Linked DNA regions of Mus musculus: region 2 is linked to region 1. A link is a loop called in an ENCODE intact Hi-C map of the cell type or tissue named here. Cell type or tissue: heart. All regions are shown on one strand. Links, peaks and the distances in the headings refer to the core of each region. The heading gives the core; the rest is flanking DNA.

The links. Hi-C counts contacts between places; a loop is a spot of excess contacts. Peaks named below come from ENCODE experiments on the same cell type or tissue, not always from the same donor. Only the 100,000 strongest peaks of a DNase experiment are listed, where the experiment ranks them.
Region 2: a loop joins it to region 1, with 6 times the contacts of the local background. A loop is called at or near these places in 32 of 42 quality-filtered maps.

The regions. Positions count from the first base shown.
Region 1 is chr9:119,453,244-119,469,044 of GRCm38, forward strand. It overlaps Exog (endo/exonuclease (5'-3'), endonuclease G-like), which reads left to right. Exons shown (of 6, transcript NM_172456.4): 6 at 9,133-12,275. The coding sequence ends at 9,594. Among named protein-coding and RNA genes, the nearest start is that of Exog, 16 kb to the left of the region's middle. In heart, for the core only: no CTCF peak of the experiment used is centred there; DNase peaks (open chromatin) are centred at 4,149 and 7,258; H3K27ac peaks cover 279 bases.
Region 2 is chr9:119,571,239-119,587,039 of GRCm38, forward strand. It overlaps a transcript of Scn5a not described here. Among named protein-coding and RNA genes, the nearest start is that of Scn5a, 16 kb to the left of the region's middle. In heart, for the core only: no CTCF peak of the experiment used is centred there; DNase peaks (open chromatin) are centred at 5,973, 7,923 and 9,633; H3K4me3 peaks cover 2,576 bases; H3K27ac peaks cover 1,854 bases; H3K27me3 peaks cover 7,452 bases.

The DNA of each region.
Region 1 (15,801 bases), core at 3,713-11,712:
ATGAGAACTTGCAGTGACGTAGAGATAGATTGTACCTACTGCCTTGGAAGGCTCCAGTGTTCTCGAACCTTCTCCGGAGGAGCGCCTTAGAGGGCTGACAGCTCTACCAAGAGTGTGACTGCATCTCTGTGGAGAGGCACCCTGAGCATTGTGCCAGGAGTGTGGCACTGTGTGGCCATGCAGGGGAGGGACACTCGGTTTGGGGAATGCAAGTTGGGTTAAGTAAGCCACCAGAGTCTGTGATTGGAGGCCTAGGGAACAGCTGGAAAGGTCAGGAGCAGTGGTGGGGTGGGGTGGGGTGGGGTGGGGCCTGCTTGCACTTGCCTGTGCTTGCTGTCTGGGTGTACTGTGCGTGTCTGTGCCTACTGCTTTCATGTGGGTTCCAGGGTTGGGAAGTTCAGTCATTCTCAGAGGTGCTAAAGGAAGCAAAAGACAGCTTCCTCTTCTGACCAACTTGTTCATTTAATTTTAGGTTTTTTTTTTTCCAAATTATCTTAGAGTGAAAGTGCCTAAAGCTGTCTGTTATTTTAATTTGGAAATGTAATTATTCTTGGCTTTGCCTAAATCCTCTTACTCCCATCTCCAGGAAAGACTGGTGACCCATAAATCTGAAACGTTTCACTCATGTTTTGTGTGTGTGAAACTGAGAGCTTTACGTAAATAACCTGCTCTGTAATAAAATGTTACACAGCATAAAGGAAGAACTAACTCAATTCAGAGCATCTTGCTACATATTTTTATTGTATAAGATAATTTTTAAAATTAAACATATTTTGATCATATTCTCTTCCTCCCCTGAGTCCTTTCAGATCATCTCCCCTCCCTACACACCCAAGTTTAAGTTCTTTCTCAAAAAAAAAAAAAACAACCAAAGACCTAACACAATAAACCCCTCAGAACCAAACAACATAACAAAGTATAACAATACCCCAAAAGATAAACAAAGCGTACATTATATTTATTTATTCTGGTGGGCTTTATTTTTGCTACTGTGTTGTTCCAATTCAATAGTGGAAAACATTCGTTTTATTTATTGCTTTTCTTATTGGATATGATTTTCTAATCTACAATTTACAAAATCATGTGTCCAAGTTCTTTGTGCTAAGAGGGCTTCAAAGCAATGGTACAGGCTTTTAGCTATCGGCAGGCAGATCTTGTCTTCTAAAAGTCACCTCTTGTTAAATATCCCACCCCCCCACCCCCACCAGAGAAGTGTCTGGTTCCCTCCAGAGTGCCCTAGGAAAGGAAGAACTCAGACAAACGGATCATCAGAAGGACACGGGAGCGAGCTGGGAGGTGGTGGGGTCAAGCCGCCTGAGTCTACAATCACAGGCTTCCCGTATCTGTGACTAAATATGAGAGCCAGATATAGTGTAAACCAACTGAGTTACATCGGTACCGCTAGTGAGTGAGTCCACGGGGCCAGGGCGCTCCTGACTGACAGCTGTGGAGTTGTCACGAGTGGAAAACTTTGGAATCATTTTGTGGCCGTCACAGTAACAATCTATTCAAGCAGGTGTCATCAGTGGATGCCAGTGTAGCAGGAGTTCTGTGAGGAGCAGGGCTTATGCCCATCATCCCATAAGTCGTTTAATGATCAGAGAGGTGAGAAATATAACTTTAACTTCCAAACCAAATGACCAGCGCTCTTACCTCTAGTAACGGGACTTACTGATAAAAATGCCGTTTCTGCAAAAAAGGGTATTGTTCAATTCCGTTGTGTGGAAATAGCAGGTGGAACCCAGGGGAGGACATTATAAAACACTGCGTGCTTTCTCAAAGAAGGGGTCATGCCATGAACACAAAGGCCAGGGAACCAGCTGGGCTGGGGTCACAGACATGGAAACAAAAGTCTGCAGTGTGGTTTGAAGGCAGAAAGCAGGGCTGCTGGGGCGGTGTGTGGGACACGTGGACCATGCTTGGGGTTTGGAGACCAGATAGATGATGCTACTCAATTTCCTGATTTTTGTAGTTGGTCTGTAACTGTGTCAGTGAATGTCTGTTCTTAGACAGTACATCCTAGGGGATCAAGGAATGAGCCTGTGACTTAGTTTAAATAAGTTTAGGGACAACAGAAAGGAGAATGATAAAGGCATCAAGGAGAATGTTACCAGTTGGTGGACTGGGTGAATAATGGAGTTCTTAGACCATTTACAAAGTCTGAAGTTCAAAATGGAAAAAATACAAAGATGATGTTCTCTGGTCTCAGTTTTCATTGCACTGGCACATGTGATGTTGTCAGTGATGGAACTTGGCCGTTAGTTTATCAGTGGATGGTGCTCAAGAGGTTCAAGTAGCCTGAAGAGTTTCTGGAGATCCGTCAGCCTTCGTCCCAGTCATCAGACGCATGAGGCCAGCCAGGCTTCCTGAAAGTGTGTTTTGAGTGAGGGTCTTGGCTTTTGTTTCCGTCTTAAAGCCTTACTTGTCCTAGGTCTTCATTTTCTGGGCTTCTGAGCCCTTACCATTCCAGGTCTTCAATGTCTAGGGCCTGTGGATGTTTAGAACAGCAGAGCTTTAGCTCAGCTTTCTTCAGGGGCTGTCATGGGGGAGGGTGGTGCACACCTGTAAGTGACAGTCCTCAAGCGGTATTCTTGATTGCTTTCTCCTTCCCTCCCTCCCTCCCTCCCTCCCTCCCTCCCTCCCTCCCTCCCTCCCTCCCTCCCTCCCTTCCTTCCTCTGTGTGTGTGTGTGTGTGTGTGTGTGTGTGTGTGTGTGTGTGTGTGTTTGGGCTTGTAGGGAAGTAGATGTAATTCTATGTCATTAAGTTGGTGCCACTTGAGAGACAAGTACAACAAACGACAGACACAGGGGACGGCGAAGGGCGCGCAGAGAACCGCCGGTGCCGTTTCTAAGAGTGTAGTCATGTGCTTTGACTTTCAGTTCTTTTTTAGGGGTGGGGAGGTTAGAGATGGGGCTTCTCCACGAAGCCCTGGTTTTCCTGGAACTCACTCTGTAGAACAGGCTGGGCTCAAATTCACAGAGATCCACTTTGTCTCTGGGCGCTTTCACTTTCTAGTTGAGATGGTTCAGGTCATTTAAGCCCTTACCTTTCAGACAGAGAGATCAGTAGGCTCCTGAAGGCGTTATCCTCGGGGTCCTTTAGCTTCCTCGTCCCTCCCCGCTCCCCCCCCCCTCACTCACTATGGTCATTTCCTTAGAACAGTTTTGGTGTGTTGCCCTGGTTGTTCTGGAAGCCTTGGAATCAGACAGTCCTTGGAGTTCACCTCTCAAGTAGCTGGGGCATACCTCAGCTATTCAGTGCATTTAAATCAAGCTTGAGTGTGTACCTGGAAGCTCTGGGTGCTCCTCATACAGAGTGTAAAGGTGGCCACAGAGAAAATGAATGGTAATGGACAGTTGATGAGGGAGAGGAGGGTGAGGAGGCAGGATTGGTCACCTGGGGAGTCCCAACCGCAGAGACCTAGGTAAAGTGAGGGGGAAGCTGAAGTCGATGTTAAGAGATCATGGCTCTGTGCATTCCGTGGGGTGGGGACTGCGGGGAGGCGGGACACTTCCAGGAGGTGTGGGTGAGTCTGCGTCTGCTTCCTGTGCCTTCTCTTGGGCTCTCTTCCTTCTGTATGCTTGCATTGTCCTATTCTAATGTGCTGGTTTTGTTTTATCTTATTTTTTTTCTTCGTATCCCTTAGAAGCCCGTTTGTTTTCAATGAGAGACAGAGAGGAGGTGGATCTGGATGTGAGGGAGGTGGGGAGGAGCTGGGAGGAGTGTGTGTGGGGGACCATAATCAGGATGCATTATGTGAGAAAAAGATAATTTTCAATAAAAGAAAAAATCAATTTAATTGGGCAAAAAAATGTATTTGTATGCACACAAATGTATTTGTATTTGTATGGAAATGTATACGCATGTGTAATCTTGTAGTCTCACTAAGGAAAGCACATTTGAGGAAAGATGAGACTGGAAGAGTAGGGGAGGGGCAGCCTGTTCTGAAGCAGTGAGCACATTTATTCAGAGGAGGCTGAAGAGATGAAGGGCCGGGGCCTGGTGCAGAGATCTGAACGTCCAGCCAGAATCCAGGCGGCTCTCCAGCATGCGGGACCTTTTAGAGATATCAGTTCCAGTCAGGCATTTTAGTGCACATTGCACAGCCCTCGAGAGCTGACTGTTCCTCTCAAGGAACAGTGTGAGCCTGAGCCCCCGCTCTGGGGTGGTGCTTGGCAGTTAGGCACGATGATTCCGAGCCACGTGGCTGCTGCTTGTTTTCAGCTGCACGCGCTCTGTCCCTCAGGAGAACGTACACAGCCAACGTGGGGGACGTCCTAGGTGCTGTGCAGGTGCGGAGCGTGTGCGAGCGTAGACTCTGGAGAAGTGAAGCAGACGAACTGGTGTGCCGTGAGGGCATCAGGCTACAACCCTCACCAACCCAAACGTTGCGGCTGTTCCTTTACACCCAGGAAAACTGAGGGTTGCAGAGGTCAACTCCAGGTCACACAGCTCCTCGTTACGAGGCGAGGTCCAAGCCTGGCTCTGTCTTTTCCCACACCTGATGCTCACTCTGTCAGAGCATTGTCCTTTGAGGCTGTGCCACAGGGACAGCTGAGTGTCCAGTACAGAGCATGAGTCTGTCAGAAATGAAAGGCGTTCTCAGTGGAGGCCAGTTGCAAGGAGTATCTGCGAGCATGCAGAAATAGCAGAAAATGGGCCAGGAGGGTTCCTTACAGCCAGGCAGAGATGTCCACTAGGATCTGGGAGATGGATCATAGCACCCTAGAACTGAGTGCATGTGGCCCTCAGGGAGGGCGAGTAGCAGTGATTTTATCAGAAGTGAGTCAGCTGACAGCTCGAATCAGAATCGCCCTTAGTATAGCTGAGGCTATCCATGTGCTTTCTCTGATGTGCGCATTGCGAAAGAGAGTCCAGATAAGGGAAGCAAACCTGAAGATTTGGGTTTGAACGTTGTAAATGATCCAAGGAGTGTGCTGGTGGTAACTCGAGCAGTGTCTGAAGCTCCAGATTTCTGCCAGTTACTCCCATGGAGGGAGAAAATTGGAAACCTGGCCCAGGAGTCTGGAGGCATCCTGGTAGGAAAGGAATCGTCTTCCTGAGAACTAGGGAATGTTTGTCCCTTTCCGCATCTACCTACTTCCTGAGCAGTTCCCTGCAGGTGGAGGCTCTATTCCGTTTGAACAGTTGTAGTGACACAGGGCTGACCGACACACTCCTGTTGACTTCCCCCTCCTGGGTGTCATCTGTGCCTCCTCCCCCCCCCCCTCGTCCTTGTAGGTGTGCATGGATCCCATGGTTTTCAAACTACCCTGTTTTCTTTTTCTCTTCCATGTAATTGCCATTTAACGGCGTGGTCTCTCAGTGTGTCTGGGCAATTTTATTTTTGGTCTGACTTTCTTCCTCTCCTCCTTGTCTTACTGGACATGGTGTCTGTCACTAAATGCATTTATCTTAACGTCACTCAAGACACGATAGCTATGACACTGCAAGCAGCAGGCTAAGTCTATTCTTTTTTGCCAACTTCTTCTGAAACTGGGGTGGCTTTGCAGCTATGACGGGTACCGGGTTTCTGTCACTGAGAGGGGAGGAAGGAGGCACTCTGACCAGTGTTTAGGAAACGACCAACTTACATGGAGTCCATCTTCTAGCTGTTATATGTGTTGTATTTTCTACTCACTTCCAGTCGGTCAGTTTCCAGTTTTTGTTAGCCTTGACAAGGGTTCAGGGTTCCTGAGTGTTTTAATGGCGACAGCGATCTCCTTTGTAAAGCACTTGTATGCCAAATCTTCTGTGAAAAGGTTTGTTGCTGATGTACTGATATTAAAAGCTTGGTTCCTGTTAAGCCACGGCAAGCCTTTGTCCGCGGTCATTGTGTTGAACTTCGTTTCTCCATGTTGACCTCTAACGCCCTAATCTTGCTGGAGCCCACGGTGTCCACTCTGCCACTGCAAAACCTGGCTTCTGAATGACATCCACTTCAAAAAATAGGTTTTTTAAAAAATAGGTCTTGATGATTTTGAAATCTTTTTTTGTTGTTGTTGTTTTGAGCAGGGTCTCATATGGCCCAGGCTGGCCTTCAACTGCTACTCCTCCCCCCACCTCAAGGTTCTGGGATTATAACTATGCACCATCATACCCGCACCCCCTTTGGAATCAGGGTCTCACTATATAGCCCTGGATGGCCCCAAACTCAAACTCACAATTATCTCCTGCCTGTTGGTATCCTCCCCTCCCCTCCCCTCCCCTCCCCTCCCCTCCCCTCCCCTCCCCTCCCCTCCCCTCCCCTCCCCTCCCCTCCCCTTCCCTCTTCTTCCCCTCTCCCTCCTCCTCCCCTCTCCCTCTCCCTCTCTCTCTCTCTCTCTCTCTCTCTGTCTCACCATATCAGTCTGCTGTCGGTACAGTCCTGTGAGGGGCATTTGGGGATTGCTGGTGCTGTTTTAGAAATGAGGAAAGGAGCCTGGTTGTGTTATAGTTTATGACATAAGTTATAGCTTATGACAAAGTGGACCCTGAGTAGGTGTCTGTCTGGTCAGCAGCCTCATGCTTCAGTGCATGAGTTCCAGGGACATTGTCTGGCGGTAACTTTCCTGAAAGTAAATGCTTATGTGTTTTGCTGAGCTACCTATAAGGAAAAGAACCCTAAGTTATTTTAAGATTATTTATGTCTCAAGTTTTTTGTTGTTTTTGTTTGTTTGTTTGTTTTGTTTTGAGACAGGGTTTCTCTGGGTGACCATAGCTGTCCTGGAACTCACTTTGTAGACCAAGCTGGCCTTAAACTCAGAGATCCGCCTGCTTCTGCCTCCCAAGTGCTGGGATTAAAGGCTTGCGCCACCACTGCCTGGCTCTAAGTCCCAAAGTTAAGGAACAGACACTGGGTTATTTAATTTTCAAGCAGGCACAGTGTCTTTTGCGTGTGCTGAGAAAAAAGTAGACTAACTCAGACAAGGCTCCTCAGAAAATGAAAGTAGATTTTGTTTTCTATTTACCCGTGGGGAGGTCTTGGCCAGAAGAGTCACATGTTGTGGCTGTGAATTGGATCTCTGTCAAGGACTGATGTACAGCTGAGGGATAGGCTGGTGCCCAGCATCCCTGATGCCCTCTGGACTGCAGCACTGGGAATCCTCAAACTGTCATGAGTCTAAAACCCCAAAACTGTAAAACGGCACGGAAGCAAGTAAAGCCGGGAAGTGGGGTGTCAGTTATGGGTACTTTTCCTGGAAGTGAGGGGACTCGGTTAGCAGTTCTGATGGTCATACCGTATGATGACCAGGTAGTTATTTGTGAAAAATGACCATTTGTTTGCGGACAGGGAGCTCACAAGAGAGACATAGGCAAGAGAATGGTATAGAAGGATCCCAGGGTTTTCATGCTGTGTTGCAGTGGCATGGAAAGCCCACTAGGTGGTGCCAGGACTTGGCTTACCAGCCACTGTGGGATGTTTGCAGCTCGTTTCCTACCGCCTTTTGAGTGTGGCTCCATCGTAGTTATGTCCTTAGTTTTGGTTCCTGAGCCCTTACTGTTATTATTTATCATGTTTCAGTATCTGGCCACATGCCGTGGCAGTCGGCTCTCCTGCAGATAGTGTGCTTCAGGGTTTTGTGCCCTCCTCTTTCCTTTGTAATGAGATTCGTAGTCCGGGCTGGCCTCGAGCTCTTAAGTGTATAGCCAAGGATGGCCTAGAGCTTATGGCCCTCCTGCCTTCACCTGGATGCCAGGATTCCTAGCTGCACCACCTTTTTACCGTGCTTCGGGTCAGTGCTAGGCCTGGGACCCAGAGCATCTGCTGGGGTTCTGTGACCCGAGTGTGAACACCAGCTTACCTTCTCATCCCTTTGCTTCGATGGTCTCACGTCCTCGTGCACAGCTCACCCCTGGGAGCGAGATCTCGAACCTGTGAGCAGTGTGGTTTCATAAGCCCTGCTCTGCCCTGACCAACCAACCACTTTCCGTATGTTCAAAGGCATTGTTGTAGATCCTGTGGCAGGGTCTTCCCTGAAGTCCTGTAGCTGGCTGTGGTAATGTGTGACAGACAGACCATGGAATTCTGGGCTATGTGCAATGCAGATAGGAGTTTGTAAAAATCAGGGAAAACCTCTTTTTTGGCTTGCATCTCGCTGCCTTATTTGGGCTTCTGACAGGGAATCTCATCTACAGCTAGAACTGTCTGACAGGAGAGTAACCGACTGACGGCAGCAAAGGCCTGCTCTGGGCACTTCGAGCATGCCCAGTTGGGTCTTGTCATTTTATCGGGGGCCATTAAGCAAATGGACATCCCGCTTTTGTTTTTTAGACAACAGATGGAGGCTTTTAAGCATATTGGAAGGACATTTGAAGAGGCTTCTTAATCCTGTTATTTCATTAATACGGCCAACCTACAGAGCGGCTTGTTTCTCTGCCTCTGCCTTCCTCATTGTGTGGCTACTTTCCTAAAGTGTCTGATTTGACGGCATAATTTAGAAGTTCAATGTTTGGTAATCCAGGAGCATTTGGAACTAAACAAAAGCAGTTGCATGTGAGCGACGATCGAGGTCATCTAGAAAGTTCTGTTGCTACTGTGTCTGGCTGCAGCTTCAAGGGCTGTCTGTTGTTTCTTGGGGCGTTTGGGCTGTTTTTACTGTAAGAGCTGGGAGTGCTGAAGCCAGCAGTTCTGACTTCTATGTTTAGAGCGTTAGGAGTTCTGATTAGCCAATGAGGAGGAAATGACAGTCCCCTTTCCCACTGGAAGTTCAGTGCTTGCTTGTGGCACCCCTTTGTCCTCCGTCCTGTGGACATACTGTGACCCCTGCCCTTTGGGGTAACATTATGGTTTTTTGTCGTTATTTTGCTCCTTTTGAGACGGAGTTTCTTTGTGTAGCCCTGGCTATCCTGGCCACCCTGTAGACCAGGCTGGCCTTGAACTCAGAGATCCACCTGCTTTTTCCTCCAGGGTCCTGGGATTAAAGCCTGGAGCCACCGCTTACAGAGGTAACAGTATTTTAAAGACTGGTTAGAACTGGTCAGTACTTACGAGTTGTTTGAATGTCTTTCCTTTTCCTTGGCAGTTGGTTGAATGCTACACTGAGGCCTTTCACAGGCCGTTTCCTGTATGGCATCTACAGAGGTGTGGGAGCAAAACCTGGGAAGTGTCGGCACAGCCCAGTGCGCTAATCGGACTCCTCTGTTTTTAGGTGATTGGTGAGGACAACGTGGCCGTCCCCTCGCACCTTTACAAGGTGATCCTGGCTCGCAGAAGCCCGGAATCTACGGAGCCGCTGGCGCTGGGGGCCTTTGTGGTGCCAAATAAAGCCATTGGGTTCCAGTCCCAGTTATCCGAGTTCCAGGTGAGCCTCCATGACCTGGAGAAGATGTCAGGTCTGGTGTTTTTCCCCCGTCTGGATAGAAGCAGGGACATCCGGAATATTTGCTCTGTGGACACCTGCAAGCTCCTGGGTTTCCAGGAATTCACTCTGTACCTGAGCACGAGGAAGATTGATGGAGCCCGGTCTGTGGCCAGACTGGAGAAGGTTCTGGAAGCTTTGAAGAGCTCAGGGGTGGAACCTGACGATTACTTCCTGAGTCGCTATGAGAAAAAGCTGGAGGAACTGAAGGCTAAGGAGCAAAAGGACGCCCAGCTGGAAAAGCAGTCCTAGTGTCTGTCTCGGTGTGCACTGAGCACCTGTGACCAACAGGTTTATTTTCAAGAAATGATGGAATTCTGACCAAAATCCTCCAAAGACTCGGGGCTCAAAACTCAGTGTCGTCCTTCTCTGGGATCCGAGGTGGCTGAGATGGTTTTAAAACTCTGCTCTCACGTGCTCCTTCCCTCATGACCCTGAAGTCCTCCCATCTGTCTGTGTTGGAGAATCCAGTGACTGTTCTTCCTCTGTGCAAACCCTGCTGTCCCATCTTACCTGTGGGCAAGATGAGGCTCAGAGAACTCTGTATCTTTACCATTGGTATTCAACAGAAGTCATCCAGGGTGCCTCAGAGTCAAGACAGAGTTAGATGGATGTAACTCAGTCCGTACCTGCATCCACGGCTGTTTCTGGCACTACAGCCCTCCTGGTGAGAAGGGTGTGTCTCTTCTCGCATCATTTCTGTGGGAAAAAACAGTGGGTCTTGGAAAGATGGAGATGTTTTGTGGGTTTAACCAGAGACTGTGGTTCCCTCCAGGGATCACATGGTGCCAGATAAGTATGTTTCTTGCCTCATTGGGGCCTTTCTAAAGGAGCCCAAGAAAGGTGTTTGCCAAGAGTCGCCGGGTACCTCTGGTCCTGCTGTCTGCTGGACCAGCACACCACAGGTAGGTATAGCCTGGGCCCAAGGTCCGAACCAGCTCATTGCCTGGGGAAAGAGCAGCTGCTGTCTGTGCTGACCTCCAGACTGGTTTATACAGATCTTGAGCTGTCCTGAGTCCATGCGCACAGCCCAGAAGCTTCTGGGCAAAAGGACTCGTCTGAATCTGCCACTCTGCCACTGTCCTCCAAGCAATACGAGAGTGATCTTTGTGGCATTGTGTTTGCCTCCGATAGAAATGCATGACTTTACAATAAAGACAAGAAGGCTCTGGCTGACCCTCTTCTGCTCCTTCATTTGGAGAAAAAGAAACTGTCAGGTGTAGGACACAGTGACGGATTAGCTCCGTTCTGCGGTACCTTCCTCTTCCCCATTAACTTGTGCCAGTCCTTCTGAGGATAGAAAGCCAAAATGTCACCATGACCGAAAAAAAAATCTGTTACTTTCTCTCCTCAGAAAAGAGGTGATGGCGGGGCCTGAGTGTTTCTCCAGCAGCCCTGGGAAGGAGGCTGAGGCTCCTCCTGCCTGTGCCCCAGGTTCCCACCATGTGTTTATGCAGCCGAGCTCCTCCTCCTGTTGCCGTGCTCTCCTCTGCTGGCCTGGCTTGCTGCTGGCTTTGGAGTTGCTTCCCACACTCTCCCTACTCAGGAAGAATCTTGTCTGTATCAGAAAGTTTCTGTAGCCTGGGATTTTATTTCTTATGGCAGATGCTACCTGGCCATTGTAAGACAGAAATAAGAGCAAACCAAAAAGACAGCACGCCTGACTGCATATTTATTTATTTATTTATTGAATCTGTATTTCTTATGAGTGTTTTGCCTGTTTGCATCTGTGCATACCACACGAGTGCCTGTTGCCCACAGAGGTTAGAAGAGCTCATTGGATACCCTGGAAATGGAATCCCAGATGGTTCTGAGCCACCGTGTGAATGCTGGATTCTCTGCAGTTGAATCGGGGTTCTCTGCAAGAGCAGCCAGTGCTCTTGAGCCCCGATCTCAGATTTTATGTGTGAAATATCTATTGACATATAACACTGATCCTTGAATTGTCCTGTGAACATTTGCATTAAGAGGACCCAAAACAAACACTTAAAATGGCCCCTCAGTGTGACTGTCCGTTTTTCTGGATTGCAGTGCAGCAGATTCCTGGGCCATACTTGAGTATCAAATGTGTCAGAGGCAGACGTTGTAGCCAGTCAAACCTGAGTGGGGTCACTGTCTGTTCGTCACCTCAGTGGGCTCCCTCAGGTTCTTGGGCTGAGCCTTCTGGGCCATTCACCCTTCCAGTTCCTGGTCTGAAGAAATGACCAGGCTGGGTTGGCTCTGCTGTGGGAAGTCCCTGTCTCGGGGAGGGAGATTTAATTCTTAATCTTTCATCATTTCTAGTGATGTCTTCAAGTTCTTTGGTCTTTGGACTAAGGCTGTTGGCCAAAGCTGAATACAGCAAAAGCCTTACTGGAAGTTAGAGAGGTTAGGGAGAGGGATGCGAGCCCCTGAACTGCGCTGCCATTTCTGCTCTTACATCTTAACCAGCAGAGACCTCTACCCTTCTCTTCGGCCTTTGACGAGTGCCCAGCAGGAGAGGCAGTCTGCTCTTGAGGGAATGGCTTCCTGCAGAGCTGTGCTCAGTTTGCAGCCTGACACTGGCATGATCCTGTGTGCCTCCATGTCACCTGTGCGCCCTGCCTCATCTGAGAGGGTATTGTTGAGCTCACTCCGTTTGTGGCAGACTTCCTGTTAACGGCTTGTGAGGGGTAGGATGTGCCCTGCCAACTGCACCCACAGCCTGTGCACCTGTGAAAGCCCTGCAGTTCTTGGGAGAGGAGGCCTGACTGGTGGAAGTGGGTCAGTAGAAGCAGGCTTTGAAGGTTAACCCCCTCTCGCTTCGGGCCTGTGTGCTTTGCTTTCTGTCTGCCGCCATAGAAACATATAAACCTCTGGAGACTGCTGTTCCTGTTGCCCTGCCTCCCATACCATAGTGGACTGGAATCCCAGCGCTGTCGGATCAAATAAATCCTTCCCGAAGTTGCTTCTGACCGGTGATTGGCCACAGTGACAAGTAATACGTGGGTCCCCCTGAGCACGCGTGCCCTGTCCTGGTGGAGCTGATGAGGCTGGCCTCACACTGGGCATGGCTGTCCTGCACAAAGCCTCACATTTAGAAATTGGTCAGCCTACGGGAGGAGGCCAAGCAGGGGGCTTTGCCCTTTGCCGTGAACATCATTGGGGACAATGCAATCTGTCATGGCCATTGCCAGTGTGGGGTTAGGCTTGCTCTGGTCTGAGAGCTGAGTTCCTCTAGGGGTCAGTGTGGTCTCATCTCCACAAGCGTCAGCTAGGCTGGGCGGCCACAGCCTCGCAGTCAGGCTAGAGCCTGTGGCTTGGCAGGAGACCCAGGTTATCTGCCAGGCAGGTTTCATGTTTTCACTGCATGGAAGCTAGTAGCTTCATTCCCTCAGCTTTATGTTCAGAAACGTCAAGCCTACAGAAGTGTTGTTGCGTGTAGTGATTCTCTTCCCCGCTGTTTTGTCTCGTTGGCGCTTTTCTACCCGAAACCTGTTAAAATTCATTTGTTGACCCACTACAAAAGTAAGTTGAGACGTGACAGGTCACTGGTTTTTTTTTTTTTTTTTTTTTTTTTTTTTTTTTTTTTAAGGCAGGGTTTTTCTGTGTATCCCTGACTGTCCTAGAACTCTGTAGACCAGGCCGGCCTCGAACTCAGAAATCTGCCTGCCTCTGCCTCCCAAGTGCTGGGATTAAAGGCATGCGCCACCACATCCAGCTGACAGGTCACTTTTCATGCTTGAACTTAATGCAGCCTATGAATAAGGACATTCTTCCATGTTTCCAAAATATGCTATCAAATCTAAAAAGAAAAATTACCAAAATTTCTTCCAGGTTTGGTACAAGTCTATAATCCCAGCACTTGGGAAGCAGAGGCAAATGGGCCATATAAGCCGGACTGTGTACCGAGATCCTGTTTGGAAAAAGAAAATTTGGAAGACCCTTTCACAGGGGTAGCCTAAGATCATCAGAAAACACAGAAATTGACAGGATGACACATAACAGCAATGTTACAGTCATGAAGTAGCAGCGAAACAATTTCATGGCCGAGGTCACCACACCACGAGGTACTGTGTGAACGGTCTCAGCACTGGGAAGGTTGGCAACCCCTGATCCGGAGCAGTGTATCATCTATTTGACTTAAAAAAAATATATATCCCTTACCTACTCCTTGAGGTTTTGGTTCTGGAGGTCTGTCATGAGGCCGGGGTCGACATTTTAACAAATTATTTTAAGTGTGTGGTTGTTTTGCTTCTGTGTGTCTGTGTACCATGTACATCCCTAGTGCCCAAGGAGGTTAGGAGGGACAGGTCTCCTGGGACTGGAGCTATATTGTGAGCGGCCATGTGGGTGCTGGGAACTGAACTTAGATTCTTTGTGACAGCAGCCAGTGCTCTTAACCACTGAGTCATCTCTCCAGTCCTCGTGTGTGTATGTGTGTGTGTGTGTGCGTGTATGTATGCATGTGTGTCAGTGCATGGGTGCGTATGCATGCACCTGTGTATAGCTGTGAGGACGTGCATGCCACCCTGTGAGTTGTGTAGATCAGAGGCTGACCTCGGGTGTCAGCCCTTGCCTTCTGCTTCGCTTGAGGCAGTCTCTTGTTGATTTTACCAGGCTAAGCACTGGGCGGCTTGAAAGTTTCTGGAGGTTCTGCTTTGTATTTTGCCTTAGGCATGCTGTGTACAGATGTGTTGCCACATCTGGTCTTCCGTGTGCTGAGGAATTGGCTCTTGGGTCTTGATACTTGTGCACCCACTGAGCAGCCTCGCCAGCCCCGGAATATGTCATTTAAAAAGAACACTGATTGTGATGAGCCCCGGCGGGGCTTCAGGCTGTTCCCTGACACCCTCGCCTTCCTGGCTGATACTAGCTTTTGCCTGAGGTCCTTTCAGGGCAGGAAGCTCACAAAGACGTGGGAGCAGCGGACTTTACACGCTTGTACAGGGCTCTTCCCAGTAAAGCAGTCAGGATGTGCCGCGTTGAGTCCAGGAAGTGGCTGGTCCCTGAAGCATAGTCCAGTTTTCTCACCGTATACTGTGGTACGAGTGGAACCCACTCCAACAAGCTGCTCCAGGTCTTTCAACTGACCCGCCGTCAAATCAGCAGCTCACCACACACCCACATGTCAGCGCGTGGATCACAAGAGGGAGTTTTATATACGCCAACTGTTCAGCTCCTTGGTACAATCTCTACCCACCTCAAAGGAGTTCACGTTTATGGTAGTCCAGTTTCATCTCGCCGACACTGCCAGGCTAGCTGTGCCTTTCAGCTTTGTGCTGCAGATTGAACAAACAGGCCTTCAGTGTGATTGTTTAAAAAAAGCAGTGGTGGAGACAAAAAGGGAGAGCCTGGCGGTACACAGTCCGTCCTACACGGCAGCCGGTATTGTACATGCGCCCATTTCATGTAAGTTCTTATTTGTTTCCGGGCAAGGTATCTCTCTGCAAGTTCAAGACCAGCCAGTGCCTGCTAACATAGAGAGACCCTATCTCAGTAACAATAATGAAACCAAATAAAAACCAATAATAAATTTATGTACACTATAGAAACGGGTCCCCAGGACAGTAGTGATTCACTCCAGGGTGGGACCTGTAGGCCTGTAGGATGTGGCTGGGTCAAGGCTTTGGAGATAGGGCATGAGGTGGGGACCCATCCCATCTTCCCGTGCTTCAGCAGGACAGCCTCATCTGCCGTCATCCCTGAGAATGAGGAGCCTCATACAGGAACAGAGAGAGGATTGGTTGAGGATGGAATACACAGTTTGCAGGTTGATGAGTTCTTAATAAGGGGTAGCTAGTTACCTGTCAGCTTGCAGGCGACAGGGGAAGACCAGTGAGGCGACGGGGGCAGTGTATGATGTCAAGCTGGGCACCAGGCAGAAGCAGCTCTGCGACCATAACACGTTGCTGCACACCGTATCACTGCTCAGCTCTCAGAGCCCCTTCCCAGGAGAGCCTCTTCTGGGTACCACTTAGGAGGTACTGTGGGGAAACGCAAATCTAGAGTGTTCTGGCTTTCCAGCCTGTGGTCTAATGCCTTCCCTCTGTCTCCCAAGGTTCTTCTCTATCTCATCTGGTTTCCGTTCAGTCCTTCTTGTGTCCACCCAGAGCCCCGCTAATGTGCTAGAGGCAGACACGTTAGCGTCAACTCCTTTCTGGGGTCCCCATCGAACCCTACAGATAATAACAGGTTACATGTTTTGGGGTTACCCAACAAGTCAGAGAAACAGAGTGAATTCTGTTGAGTCCTAGGGGTCCCAGTAAGGCTGGGGAGGGTCTGAGTACCGTAGATGACGGGCTTTGAGACCAGAATTGAGCGCTGCCAACCCCGTGGCCTGACTCTTGAGGTACATTCTTGCCCCCTTCCCCCCGTCCCCAAGCTGAAGGCTCTGCAGAGTTCCATCTCTGGCCTGAGAGAATCCTTCCTGGTGGGACGATGAGACCAAGGCAGTGAGTGTGTTGAGCAGGGACTCGACTGTGTGCAGGTGTGAAGCCC
Region 2 (15,801 bases), core at 3,597-11,596, 120 kb after region 1:
CCCACCTGCCCTGGCATCAGGCCTCTGGAGGTAGGGCCGGAGCTACAGAAGCGATTGAAAACAGACTTGTATTGGTAGACCAGAAAGTAGCCACCTGGTTTCTGGCGGTGGTTATGGGTGGCCACGGAAGCTAAAGCCACAGGTGGGGGTAATGGGGGAGGGGGTGGGGCCCACAGAGTGTTCACACCATCCCTCCTGCCCAGGCAATTATCTGTACAATCCCAGCTCTCTAGGATAACTGTTCGGACAAAGGCTCCACGGGGGTGCCAGCTGGTGCCCCGGCCTCTGCATTCAGAGGTCCCTGTTCCCAGATCAAAGGCACATTGACACGTCCTTGCACCCGAGCCTCAGCTAACCTGCTCCCTGCTGGGTCGCTCCTTTGAGGCTGCAGCAGAGGCTTTAACCCTGTCTAGTCCAACCCCGAGGAGGAGCGGGGCAGGTCGGAACCGCTTCCCCTCACCTCCTGAAATCTCGGGGAAGGCCTGCCCAATCACCCCCATCCCTCCCGAGGAGAACACGCCCACCCCAGCTTCTGGGGAGGCCCTAATTTGCACACATTTGCATCTCATTTATTCCAACACCCAGCTAATTCTGTTGACAGGAAAACCCCATCCGCGTTAGTTCCACAGAAGTGAATTCCCAGTCAGGGATAGAACTGGGCTGCGTTGGGGTCTGGCTCATCTGGTCCTACCTTGGATTCACCCACAAAGACAAACCAGGAGTTCCTCTTCTAAACCTTGTCCTTTTCTTTCCCTCCTCCCCCACAGAAAGCACGGAGCAATGGTTCCTCCACTCTCTAGTACTGGCTTGTATCTAGATGCTAGGTATGTGGAAACACAGAATCTGCAGGATCCCCCTAAACACACACACACACACACACACACACACACACACACTCTGTGCAGCACCCTGTGAACCCAGCACCCTACCGCCGTGCCCAGCCTTCCCTGTCAGCCTTCTCATAGGCCCATGCACACAGAATCTCTAAGACAGGTGTTGGTGTGCTTGCTATTCTCCAAGGGCCCAACACTGTCCAGCCCCGGATCTCCAGGGCAGGTAATTGGAAAACCTAACACCCTGTGACCACAAAGGGACAGGGTTAGAGGACTGGCTTAGTCACAAAGGGGCCATCTATCCCAGACTCTGAACAATACCCACCCCCCCGACACACACACACACACACACAGTGCCCTGCATGAGCTCCTGCAGACCCTCAAAGTGCACACTGCGAGAAGACAGCCACCAGCATCCTGACTCTGCCCAGTCCAGTGTCTTCCAACTCATCTTTCTGATACCTGAGCTGAAAAAGCCTTCACAGGGGAACTGTGTATGGATGCTATGGCAACCGAGGAATTTATGGGGCACCTACTGTGTACATCGGAGGAGCTATTCATACCCCCAGGGAAACCCAAGAGTCTCTCCCTCTGGGGTGTCTTACTGCCCAGAGGGAGAGGGACTAACTCACAGAGACAAGGAATCTGTGCCACAAAGGCATCCAGGCCATACTACAACCGTATACTGCACTCAGTGCACTTCTCAACTGAAGGACAATTTAAACTCAAGAAACACACTCTTCAAGTGTGTACAGTTAGGCATGTACTGCCACCCAACTAAGACATTCTCTGACCCTTTCAGTCAGCTGCTTAATGCCTAGCACAGTCGTGGGGCCTCTTGGAGAGCATCACAAAAACATGAGGGCTGTTTTAGGCAAGCTGTGGTGAGTACACAGTAAACTACCTATGCACTAAGGCTAGAAGTGACCCAAGTGGGCACAGATAAAGGCGAGGACAAGAATGTGCCCCACATCTGCTCTCTCTGGGAATGGTAGGCGGTGGTAGCTCCTTTGGAAGGTTTTTTTTTTTTTTTTTTTCTTTTCTTTCTCGTCTCCTTGCCTTGGACAGATTCTGAAACGGAAGCTCAGCAATTATACATCTAATCGGCACTCGGGCTCAGTGAGCGAGTGGGGGCTTTCCCTGGGTTTCCAGTGCTGTTGGCAACTAGCTGTCTCTTTATTTAACTGGCAGTCTGTGCTGCATCCGACCCAAGCGCTCTGTGGGGTGGGCGCTGGGTGCCTGGGCCGCCTTCCGTTCGGGTCTCTGGCTGTGTGGGCAGGCCTCAGTCCTTCGACTTCCCTGCACTTCTGTGTCAACTGATGACCCCTGGGTGGGGCCTTGGCCAAGGAAGAAATAAGCTGGGCTTCCTAGCTTAGCTGGGTAGCCCAAGAGGTTGGTCTTAGTCCCTTGCTTGGATCAACAAGACTGGGTTCTAATGCCAGGCAGAGGGACTCCCTGTTGAGACTAGTTTCTCCCTTGGCAGGGTACCCTTGCTCTGAGATCAGCCCTCTCCACCCAGTCTGCTTCAGGTGCAGTCTACACACTGCTCTGGTGCCTAAGCTATCAGGCTGCCTCTGCCTGCCTTATAATCTCTTTGAAAACCACCTCCAAAGCCAGGGCCTTTCAAGACTCCATCCCTGCTGGAGAGGTGTTTTCTACCTTCCCTATCCAAGATGAGCCTCCACTGTTCACAAAGTGACATCCAGGCCCAAAGTCCTGACCAGCTAAAGCCTGCCTGGGTGGCTCTAAGACCCCAGGGTAGCCAGAGCTGTCCCTGGCTCCAGGGGTGTAAGAGCAGTCATTGGTACTCAGTACACAGGGCTCTCTGAGTGGGCAAGAGAAACACAGGGCCACGCAGACGCTGTAAGAACAGCTCCACCCCTGCCATCAGCAAACACCCCTTGAGGGACTCCACTTTCCACTGACTCCCTGGGAGACTTAATGAGACTGAAGAGAAGAGAAAAAGGACTCAGAGCATAAACACCTCTCCTTACCGAGCAATGCCAACTACAGGCCAGGAGAACCAAGCCCAGCCCTCCCTTGCAGCCTCCCCCCCAGTAGCCTCCAGGCCTGTCTCCACCAGGCAGGCTTCCCGCTGTTGCACATTGACCAACTCTCCATAGGGGAGTGTGGACCTCCATTCTAAGCTTGTCTTCTATCTGTCCTGGACAGGTCTTTCTGGCCCAGGGGTAATAGGCAGGCTCCAAGGTCCTCAGTACCCTTCAAGAGTAGAAGATAGACTGAGGACTGGATTAAAGAATCTATGTCAATATCCTTAAGGTTGTATTGTGATGCCTATCCCCAACGTCTGGGGGGTCCCAGGCCCCAGGAGTTGACATAGGGTCTCTATAAATAGTGCCAGCACATATTGATCATCTTTAAAAGACACGGTATGTTCTGGGCCCACAGGAGAGGAGAGTCGTATCTAAAAATAGCTTCATTCCCAAGAACTGCTGCCAGCGCCAGCCCAAGGAGAGTGGTGTAGGCACACAGAAGGGGCAGTCCACTGAGGGGGCGGGGCTAGAACAGAGACCTGCCTTCTCTCCATTCCCATCCCTAGCCCTCTGCTCTGGCCACAGTAGACATCCTTGAGCTAGTTTCTGCCGCAGGGCCTTTGCACAGACAGCTTTCTCTTTAGTAGTCTCTCCCTACATGTTTCTTGCTATTCAAGTCCCGATCAGCTAGCTGCCTCCTTCAGAAGCTCCCGGTTCAGCCAGGCTACGCGGGACTCACTGTCCCTCACCAGGAATCCCCGTTCACCCTTCCACTGCATTTGCCACTACCTAAAATTATACTCTCCCTGTTCCGTGGTATACAGTCTCTCTCCCCACGACTATGCAAACTTCACAGCCGCTGTGCCTCTCTTGGATACTTAGAACCCTCCACAGCACAGAGTAGATGCTGAACACTCACTCTATGCTGCCCACCCCACCTTCCAGGCTGGGCTCTACTGCTTCTGAACTCGGTGTGTGATTAGCCTGGCCTGGCAGACAGGGTGGTTATCAGACCCAGGCATTCCTACAGCTGCCCTGCTCCCCAAATGTCCAGCCTCCTTCTGTGTCTTCTCTTCTCTTCTTTCTCTGCCCCCATCCACCCCACCTGCTTTTAGCTGTGGCACTTTGGTTCCAGCCTCTCTTGTCCAAATTCTGTCACCATGGACACCTGCTCTAGGCAAGCCCATCCTGCCTCTTGTCTCTAAATACAGCTTTGGGGATTCCCTTTTCTCCCCAGAGGAAGGACCCACTCGGCACGCAGAGGCGGGAATCAGTTCCCGCCATGACCTTCCTTGCAGAGGTCACCTCACCCTGGCCTCCCTGACCGGCCCAATGGGCAAACTGTGATGTGTGTACCTCTCAGGTGCAGTTTTGAGCCACAGGCTTCTGGTCCTTCACTCGAGATGTTTTTCCTAAGCCCTTGCCCATGATGCACCGCAGGACTGCCTAGTTGACAGCATCTACTCAGGTTCTACCTAAAGCCAGAATGGACCCATCCCTCACAGGCCCCCTCTCCCTCTCCAGCCGTCAGACCCCCGAGAAGGCTGTCCACCCATGCTCCCCCAAGTCATCTCCTGCTCGTGCCTTAACCCACTCCAAACCAGCTCGCCTGCCCAAGTGTGTTCATTCACCAGAACCCATCCACGCGGGGCACCACATCCCGTGGGCTCAGAGAGTGCCGTTTCTCTTGAAGAGGTCACCGGTGCCCTCACTGCGGCTCAATCTAATGGGCACTTCTCTCTAAATTATTCATTCTTGTTCATCTGTCCATGAACAGCGCAGACGGTACCTTCTAAAAATCTCTCAGCAGAAATGGGGGATTTCCCCTTCCTGGGGGAGGGGCCCTTTCTGCCTCTGGTCAGTACCACCTACCCTCCTGGCTTCCCTGTTGACCAGGCTGTCCAGTGTCTCTGAGCATCTGGCTCCAGCCTCTAACACCATCAGAACCACCTGTCTTCTGTTTTCAGAAGGACACTGCCTGCTCCGCCCCAGAACCGAGAGAGAATTAGCATGCCTGGGGGCGGAGCTTCAAGCAGATGTTTTTATGTAAAGCTTCCCGGGTGAGTGATGTTCCGGTGGCCAGGCAGCCCTGGTTCCAATGAACAGCCCAGGCTGCCCTTCTGCAGCATCTACCTCAGCCCCATCTCCTTCGGGAAGCTTCCTTCCCAGATCCTTCCCTCTAATGCCCAATTGAAGTCAAATTGCTCACACCAAACTTGACCACCAGACTTCACCCACCCATGCCCCTCACTGTATACACAGGGTAAAGCATGGGTAGCTTTGGGTGCCCTGAAAGGCATAGGTGGCATACTGGCAGGTTTCTCAGCAGAGGACACCACAGGGTGTCACCAGTGGCCTGCCTGGTGCACCCCCTCAGCTGAAGGGCTTTCTAAGTCTGCACAGGCCCTATCTACAGCAGAGTCCAGCTACTTGGGAGACGCGTGCTATGACCCAGCTGCTCTCCCTTCCCGGCCCTTAGCTTCATCATCTGCAGAATGGTTGTGACTGAGGTCCCCACTGTGGGCTGATGCGGGACGCTCTGGGAGATGAACCCTACGAAGTGCCTGGTGAGGTCTGGTCTATGGAAAGCACTCAGTGCCTTTTAGTTATTTTTAGAACCATTACTGAGGATAAATTCCCAATTCACAAGAAGAGCTTGCAAACGTCGTCCCCACCCCCCCCCCCCGTGACTGTGGCCTCCGCTTCTCCTCACAACATGGGACCCAATGGATCGCTCAACTAACTGTTGGTTTATCCCTCTGTATTTTGTACTGATTGGTTGATGACTGAACTACACTATCCTCACCAGGAAAACTCCTGTTCATGCTTCAAAACCCAGACGGAAGGATATCTGGCTAGAACAATACTCTTGACTCTCTTAATCAAAACTGCGACCTCTTCTGTGTTTCTGGGGAGACACCTCTGCCATTGCACTCTTCCAAAAGCTTTCTCAAGGACAGGAACGCGTCTCCTGTGAAAGGAACTGTGGTTTTTTCACTGCTGCAGGTTGCCCCTAGGAGTCTCTTCTTTGTGGATTGCCTGGGCACCAGCCTCCTCCACTCCCCCATCCCCAGCTGTCTCTGGTACTTCCCACTGTTCTTCCATGCTTGCTCTTCATGCCAAGTGAGTCAACCCTGGAATTCTTCCAGAGGAGCTCTGATGGCCACCACACACAGGGACTAGGCTCTCTAGAGGATGACAGCTGTCTATGCTACACCAGGCTTTGAAAATGGGTTCTTAGCACCTGAGGCCACTCTTCTCTCTCTATTTAGACCTTCTTTGGTCAGTTCTGGGCCAATTTGGCCCCCAAGAAATAGATTCCAAGGGACTTTTACCCTGAGAGTTCTCCCCAGTCCAATGATTCTGTGTGACCTTGGATAAGTTCTTGACCCCCCATGGGCCTCATTACATGTGGTGGTAGTGAAAGTTTCAGAACCTTCAACATTCTAGCAAAGACCTAGTTAGTGTCCCATGTCCCAGCTGTCTCTTGCTTCTGCGGCAGCAGCCTGTCCCGCCTTTAGTTCACTCTCCTCTGTATTACCATCTTTTCTGTGCACACAGCCAACTCTAAGTGGGAAGGGACAGGTAGAGAAGTGGAGGGGTGGTCGAGGGCTGGGCTGCGCCGGGGCCTTAGTTCTGAAAGACAGTGAATCTACAGAAGGTCTGGGGTTCATGGAGGTCCTGTTCTGTGCCTCTCTAGATGGTGCATGGGGGTCACAGCTGTAAGGGGCAGCTCAGGGTCCCAAGGGCACACTGATCCCACGGTCCCACTAGACTGAAGTCGCTACGGAGACAAGAGTGAGTTCCATGGCTGATCTTTGTAAGCTGCCCTCCAACAGGTGTTTGGAAGGCCTGCCTACAGCCAGGCCGCATCCTGAGCATTTCCTCCCATCATGAGCACCAAGGCTGCTAGTCCCCACCATGTCACTGTCCCCACCAATACTCAGACAAAGCTAGGCACCTTCACTTCCTCTCAGGGCACCTCCAAAGACGATCAAATACCGCAGAGGTCCGGGACCTCCTCTCTCTCCTGTCCGGGTGCGCGAGTCTGTACAGGTCAAAGCAAGGAGGGCAGAGAATTCTCCCGAATTTCCATGTCCAGAGACCTCTCCCCTCTCAGAGCGCATAGACACAGGAGGAGATGCGACCGCTTCAAGGCGACAACAGGGCACCAAGATCTTGGCGTGGTGGGAGCTCCCAAAGACAAGGCACACTCGCAGATCTGACCCCCAATAGAGCGCACAGATTCCTTCCTAGGGTGCAGAGATCTCGTCTAACCCAGGGCATAGCCCAGGTGCCTGGTTCCTCCACCCCCGGGGCCCAGGGAAAAGAAGCGCTCGGCCTGCTCCCTAGCCCTGGTCAGTGCCCGCTCAGCCCTTTCACCCCCAGCTCTCAAGAGCTACATTCTCCGCGCGCCTTGTCGCTGCTCTGACCTTGGGGTCTCCGGCCTCGGGAATCCGGGTCCCAATCTCAGCCCCTCGGCGAGCCTGCGCCAGCGATGGTCCCGGAGCCGGGGCCGAATCTCCCCATCCCCCGGCCCTCGACAGCGCACGGGGAACCCGGAAGGAGAGGGGACGGGAGGAGACCCGCGGCGATCAGAGAGGACCAGGGGAACCCCGGCCCGGGCCACCTGCGCCTCTCCCGCCCCTCCCCCCTCGGGGATAGTGGCTGCGGGGGCTGGGGACCCGGCCGGGGGGCTCCGGGCCATCGGGGAGGAAAGTTGGGCGGCGGCGGCGGACAGAGGGGAGCGGGGGACTGCGGGACACGGGGGATGATCGCTCACCTGCTAGTCCCCGGCCCGCGCCTAGGGGTGGGCGGCTGCAGCGCGGCGCGGGCTCGGTTCGGCGTAGGGCTTGGGGCAGCGGGCGCAGGCTCAGCGGCCCCGGGGGCGCGATCCCCACATCCCACGGGCGCCGCCGCCGTCTCGGCTCCGCCGCTCCGCTCGGGCTCCCGGGCTCGGCGGGCGGCGCGGGCTCGGGCTGGGGGCGGGGTCGGGGGCGGGCCCCGCCTGGGCTCGGCCTGGGGCTCCGGGGCCCCGGGCTGGCTCCGCCCCAGAGCGACGCGCCCGGGGCTCCGCACGTGGCGCTGCGCCCGCCTGGCTCGCGAGGAGAGCCACCCTGCCCGGCGGGGCGCACGCCCACCACTCTGACCCCGGGCGCGCCCTGCTGGAGACGGCCGCCCACGCGGACACGGACAGACAGACAAGCGGACGCACGCCGACCTGCGGACGCCTCGCTACAGAGAGCCACCCACGCAGACCTGGACCGGCACACACGGACAAACGTTGGCACACACACTGCCCAAACCAGAGTATACAGACACACCCCTCCTCGATGATCTGGGGACCCTACCCCAGACACCTCATTTATCCACGTGCATGGACATGGGCATGACCTGACATCCATGCTGAGACACACTGACACACATGCACACAGGGATACAGACACCGACGCACAGATATGCACATGAACATTAGCCACCATTGACATACGCTGGCATTGAGGAACACATACTGATAAACCTAATGATACCACGTGACTTAGAGACACATCCATTGACACACTGACACCGGGACACTTAGAACCACATTTCTAGAGACACAATGACAGTACAGAAACCCATGCATTGCAGATTTTTATGTGGACATGCTGACACATGAGAGCAGACTGAAATCAAACACACCGCCAGACTCTGTATTAAACACAAGCAGCAAACCCATAGACACGAGCATCTCCGTACACTCACCTTGTGAGCTGTGTTCAGCCTTTTAGTTGAACCACAGAGGGATACCAAGTCCTACACTGACAGGACTGTCCAACAAGGATACTGTCCGGAACACTCATACACTTGGACAGACAGCCGTGTACATGTAGGTACAGATTCATACATTCGCATACCGACAGCCAGACCCACAAGGGAAAGGCACGGGGCCAGTGGGAGTACATCTCCCATAGTTAAACACGAGAGGCTACTTCCATTGGCTATTGTGAAGGACAGCGCCTCAGAGTCTAGGGCTATCGCAGGAACACAGAAGTACACACACACACACACACACACACACACACACACACACACACTTTGTCCTTTTCCCCGGGAGTTATCCTTCTCGGCAGCGTTGTCAGGCTGCTAGAAACACACACTCTGGGAAGGTAAAGCTGGTGCTGGCTTTCAAAGGGTGCTGGGGTTCTGGGTTTGGGAGCCAGGATATGCATGGGTCATACATGTACTTGCACGCGTGCTTACACACACACATGCGCGCGCGCGTACATACACACACACACACACAGAGCGCGCGCACGCACACACAGAGCGCACACACACTCACACATACCCACACTCATGTGCACACATACACTCGCAAGCATGCACACACGCATGCTCACGCACACACGCATGTGAGCACACACATACCAGAGGCAGACTTGTTTTGTTTTGAGACAGAGTCTCACCATGTATCTCTGGGTCACCTGGAATTTGCTGTATGGATCAGGCTGGTCTTAAGTTTACAGCGACCTGCCTGTCTTTGCCTCACAAGTCCTGAAACGGTATGTACCATCATGGTCTGCCCAGCAACTTCTTTATTGGGATTTTGAAGAGGTGGCTGTGGGCCAGTGGTGTTGTCCATTTGAGACTTGAGTGTGGGGCTCCAGGAATTTCTGACGCCTTGGAGGATATATAAAAAGTCAGTATACAGTGTTGTTCCAGACTCTGAATGGGATGAACTCGGGAGGGTCTGACAGAGGAACCACATTACCACTCAGCGGCTGGCCTCTAGCTCCTGTCAGGCCTGAGGTTGGCCAGCAGCTCCCACTAGTGGTCAACATGAGAAGTGCATCCAACGATCCCGTTGCAGATCTCCCCCTGTGGGACTCACCTTAGCCCAGCTGAAGCCCACACCCATCAGGCAGGAGGCAAATCAAAGACCAGAGGACCCACCCTCCCCTGAATCTTTAACCACCAGCCTCCGGATTCAGAATTCAGATTCAGACCTGTAAATGGCCTTTCTGAATGGAGAGAGGCTGAAAGTAAAGGTACTGGGACTTAGAGGGAAAGTCCTCCTTACTCTTTATTCTGAGCAGTTCTAATCCTTTCTCCTCAGTGCTCTGCCGGGGGATGTTGACCAGAGCGGTGGGCTACACAGAGCATCAATACACTAGGCTTAAGCTCCTTTCCTCCCCCCACCCCCCCGTGTGTGTGTGTGTGTGTGTGTGTGTGTGTGTGTGTGTGTGTATGTGTGTGTGTGTGTGTGTAAAGCTTGTGAAAGGAGAAATGAAAACCCATACCCACTGGAGATTCAATCATGAACACACAACTGGGACTCTGAGACAGGATGCACAGTGCGAGAAAGGGCAGCAGGCATCTAGAGTATTCGGTACCATCATCACTATGAAATCCTGCCAGATCCAGGGTACCTCTTTGTCAGGCTCTATTTTGTAAACGAGGAATATGCACAGAGCAGCTAGAGGCAGGGAAGGTTTTTCTTTTCATTCTTATTCCGTCCTCCCCCCCTCCCCAGGTTCAAAGTTGAATTAGACACATTGTCTTTCCCGGCTCTGAGACTGCTCTCTCCTATGACTGTGTCGATTTCTTGTCTCATTGCCAAAGCCAAACACAAAACACCAGACAGAAGCAACTTCAGGAAGGGGGTTTATTCTGGCCATGGCGGAAGGAAGGCCCAGGCAGGGGCGTAAGGTGGCTGATCACATTGCACCCACAGTCAGGAAGCAGAGACGGGTGAGGCTGGTGTTCAGCTTGCTCTCTTCTTTTTATTCACTGCAGGACCCTCCCCCAACCCCCATGCAAGAATGCTGTCTACATCTAGGGTAGATCTTTCTAGGAATTCTGTCAGACATGCCCAGAAGTACGTCCTCTGGGTGTCAGATTAATAAGAATAGTAACCAACTAAGGGCTTCCCTTCTTTCCCCTGTTTCCACCAGCCCACTGCTGTCCCTATTCACCAAGCATCCTTCCTGATAGAAAGGGGAGTTCCCAGGGAAGTACATGCTGTAAAGAGGTGTCCACACCCTAGGGCGCATGCTCCGGGCATCTGGTTTATCTCTGACTGCTCTAGGCTCTTGTTTTTTTGTGTCCCCTCCCTTCTATCAAACCTGCACATAGGAAAGTACACGTGTCTTAAATGTTTAATATTAGGGCTCCCTCAAACAAATCTTTATAACCAGCACGTGGAGACTAAACAATACCACAGTCCAGAATTCCCTTAACAGCTCTAATGTCACCACTTCCAGCCCCAGGGTTAACGACATCAAATTCTCTTGGCTAGATTTGATTTGCCTGTTTGTTTGGTTTTTTTCCCTCTTTACATATTTACTCATTTCATTTGTGGTGTGTGTGTGTGTGTGCGCGTGCACGCACGTGAGCATATGTCAATGTCTGTGTTTGTAAGCCGGAGGATAACTTGCAAGAGTCAGTTCTGCCTTTCCACTATGTGAGTTCTGGGGCCTAAACTCGGGTTCCCATTCTTGGTGGCAGGCAGGAGTCTTTACCTACCCAAACATCTTGTTGGTTCTGCTTGCTCTAAATATGTTTATTGATGAAGATGGAGTGTGCCTGTGGGTGCCCACGCCATGACCCACTTGCACAGGTCAGTGGCACACTTTAGAGTTGGCTGGCTCTCACCTTCCACCTTCATGTGGATTCCAGGGACAAACTCAGGTTGCTGGCTGATGCCTTTCCCCTGAGGACCCACCGCACTGGCCTTGAGTTTGCTTGCTTTGACTTTGTATTTAAAAAGGAATCAGAAACTGCAAACTCTTTTATGTTTCATTTTTCAGTATGTATCTGTCAGTCCGTCCACGTGGCTGTTTTGTCTTTGTTCTAGCCCATTGGCTCTTCTCTATTGTACCGCTAATGGATGTTTGAGTGGTTGCTAGTTTAGGGTTAGCATAAATAGCGTGCTATGAACATTCTGGGACATGAACTGAGGTGAGCGCATGTGCCCTTGAACCCGACGAGAGTTGCCGGGTCTTTGGTAGAGTGTGTCCACCTTCTGTAGACGTTGCTGGTTTTCCAAACTGGTTCTGCTGGCATCCACGCCACTACAGTGACGCCTCTGGTTCATCTATGTTCTCTAGCACTGGGCATTCTTGTAATTTTTTTTTTTTTTTTTTTTTTTTTTTTTTTTTTGCTTTAGTCTCTTGAGTGGGTGTGCAGAGGTTTCACATGGTGGTTTAATTGACATTTCCCTGGTGACTAATGAAACTGAGCACTTTTTCATGGTTTATTGGCCATTTGTGTGTTTGAACTTTTCATTTATATAAATGGGCATTGTTCAAGATTCCATTCTTTTCTTAGCCACCCCTACTCTTTAGTGTGTTCTGCTTTTGAGCTCAATCGTGGCATTGTGTGGGCAGCTAGCTCCTTGCCTCATTCGTTGCAGTGTGCCCTATGTGAATCCTCTATGTCCTTTTCTCTCTCCATTCCCGTGGAGGCTCGGCTCTGCTTGGCTCGGGCCGTCTCGAGGATGAGAGAATAGCAACAGTCTTGGGTCTCTGTTTCTTTCACCTTGCTAACTCAAGAGGTATAAGAAGGGCTAAGAAGTGAGGATTCTGGCTCTGAGAACCCCAAACACTGCCCTAGCAGGTGCTTTGGAAGATGGAGTGCGAGGTGGGGCCAGGACAGAGTCCACACAAGGCACTGGCTGCACCACCCTGATGTCCGGTATTGGCTCTCTAGGTGAAGCTTGCTGGATCTGAGCTCTGGATAGGCTATCTGTAGCTTAGAGGCAGGAGCCATCCCGGAAGGGAGGGATTTTAGTAAGACCTCCGAATGCCATAATTCTTTTGGGTGCCAGAACCCCCCCCCTCTCTCTCTCTGTGTGTGTGTGTGTGTGTGTGTGTGTGTGTGTGTGTGTGTGTGCGCTACAGAACAATCTCAGATGTTGTTCCTCATGAGCCATCTGCCTTTCAGAATTGTTGCTGTTGTTTTGAGACAAATGTCTGACTGGCCTGGAACTGGTTGCTTAGTGAGTCTCTGCCTGCCCAGCCTTGGGCTTACAAATATACACCACTGCATTTGCTTTATTATGTTTTTTAACCTGGTTTCTAGGAATTGAACCCAGAACCCCACACTTGCACAGAACCCTCTTTGCTATCTCCCCAGCCCTAGAAGCCTGGTTCTTTCAGTTAATTAGCTAATTAATTTTATGTATATGAGTATGCTGTTGCTGACACACCGGAAGAGGGCATCTGATTCCATTACAGATGGTTGTGAGCCACCATGTGGGTGCTGGGATTTGAACTCAGAACCCCTGGAAAAGCAGCCAGTGCTCTTAACCGCTGAGCCACCTCCCCAGCCCCAGAACTCTGGTTCTTAACATGCACTTCACACTCACGCTGAGAACTCAGCGGAGGGGAAAGACCTCGAAATGCTGGTGACCCCTCCCTCAGCAGAACCCACCCTGCTTTCTCTCCCCATGCCTCTCATGAAGGCTGCAACGTCTGGAGTTCGACCCTCCGATTCCCCTGGACTCAGCTCAGGCGTGGAACATGAGGATGGCCAGGAAGGAAGCTTTCCTCAGAAGAGCTCTTCAGCTGTGGAGCCAGTGCCCTCCCTCTGCAGGTCCTTCCTGGTTAGAGCTGACAACGCCTCTCTAACATGAAGGTCCTGCCAGGAGATGGGGAAAGACCTTGATCCGTTGACAGTGAACTGTGAAGCTTCATTCTGGAGTCCAGCGTTTCTCCCTCTTCGGGGAAATCGACTCCCACTCCAGCATCCAAAAAGTTCTCTTTGCCTCTGCTCTTGGTTCTGCTTCCATTTTTCCATTCTTATTCAACGTGGTACATATACACAAAAGAATTCTAAATTTATTTATTCCTAGTGTGTGTGGGTGTGTATGTGACGTGCGTGGGTGCCACCGTGCTACAGTGCATGTGTGGAGGTCAGAGGACAGCTTCGTGGAGTTGGTTCTCTACATCCTGCTTCTCCCGGGTTTCCTGGGAGAGAACTCAGGTGATCAGATTTGTGCAGCGATTGCTTTATGCTCTGAACCATCTCACTGGCCCTCTCATCCGTTAGTTTCTAAAAAGTCATTTATTTACTTTTATTTGATGTACATTGGTCTTTTTGCCTGTATCTATGTCTGTGTAAGGAGATCGGATCTCCGGGAACTGGAGTTACAGACAGTTGTGAGTTGCCATCCAGGAGCTGGGAATGGAACCTGGGTATTCCAGAAGAGCAGCCAGTACGTGCTGAGCCATTTCTCCAGTCCCCAGATTTGTTTTGCCCATGTAGAGTTTGTGTGTTGTTAACGTACTTCATTGTCATCTTAGAGAGGTTTCTGGATGCCACTGATTTTGCAGGCTGCTCTCTCTTCTCAGTTTCTAGTCCAGATTACATAGTCAACAGATGCTGCCCACCCAGGCTAACGAACTTCTGCTTTATTCCCAGTCAGGAGAGGGAAAGGGGGAAAGAAACAGGGATTCACAGTCAAGGACAGGAATATGTCTCCCTGCCAAAGAGGAATGCTGGTTTGACCGCCCCCCTTTAATCCTGGTTCACAGACACAAGTCTGCTTTTATCTGAGGGACCATTGTCAAGCAGGAAACATGCAACCACTTCCTATAGACCCCCAAGTCAGGTACACATGTCTAGAGGTGCCCATTTGTCTCTGAGAATGTCTCTTCTTCATGATTTCATAGTGACCCACTGGGAACACCAGAGAAAACAGACAAGCTCTGACTTCAGAAGTGCACCGACTAGTGTAGCTGGCTCCAACTTTTGCCTCAGTTTACCTGCCTCGTGTGCTGTCCTTCGCCCACTAGCTGGTCTACTGCAGTAAGCAGAGCGCAGAGCTTGGGGCGGGGGCAGGGAAGGGCAGGGGCTTAGATCAGTTTATCTTATGCAGGGTCTGTGAGTTTATGTCAGGCTCGTGGTCTTTCTGTGTCTTCTATTCACTTACGAGACAGGGTAATTGTCTATCTGCCTCACAAGTCAGTGAGAGAAAATGAAGTAAGACAGTGAAATATTGGAATACATGTTTTACAGGTCAAATTTGACCATCCTGGTACCTAAAGCCTGTTCACTCAATAAACAAACCAACAAATGAACCCCAGACTCCCAGGGAGAGATTTGCTTGTAAGCTTTCTCCCCCCACCTTTTTATTTTTATTTTTTTTCTCCCTTCCTTTCTTCTGTCAGGATCTCATGTTGCCTTGACAGGCCTTGAACTTCCTATGTAAGGGAGAGTGACCTTGAGTTTCTGGTTTTCCTGCCTCCTCCTTTTAAGTCCTGGGATTACAGGTATGTACAACCGTGGCTGCTTTATGATATGATAAGAATGAAGCCCAGAGCTTTATACCTGCTTTAGGCAAGCACTCTACCAACTGAGCAACATCCCCAGCCCATTATACAGAGACTTCTCCTGAGCACACTCGGAAGCAATATCCCCAAGGCCGAGAAGGTAGCAGGGCTGGGAAGATGCAGAGGTCAACAAACACTTCAGTATACCAGCGGGTCCAACAGCCAAGACTCCAGAAAGACCCTGCCTGAGTCAAGCTGAGCCCTCAGTGCAACAGAAGCCAAAGAGGGACAGGGCAGGCTTTCTGCTTCTCCGGCAGCCTGCCGACAGGCAGTGCAATGCTTGCCCCCCCCCCCCCCGCCCCCCGGCTGTCCTGGAACTCACTCTGTAGACCAGGCTGGCCTTGAACTCAGAAATCCGCCTGCCTTTGCTTCCCAAGTGCTGGGATTAAAGGCGTGTGCCACCACAATGCAATGCTCTTGATGAGGCCCGTCACTTTGGGTGGATGGCTTGTTTCAGGCAAGGGCAGTGTGAAGAAAGAGGTTCATCTGGAAGCCGGCAGCTAAAGACTGGAGGACCCACAGCACTTGGATGCTAACAAGGGTTCTGAGCATCCCTCAACAGCCTATCCTCTGCCCTTGTCTGGGTTAGGCTGAGCTGCCGTTGCTGGCGACAGTCTGAAAGAACAAGGTTAACCAGAAAATGGTTCTGCATCGAGC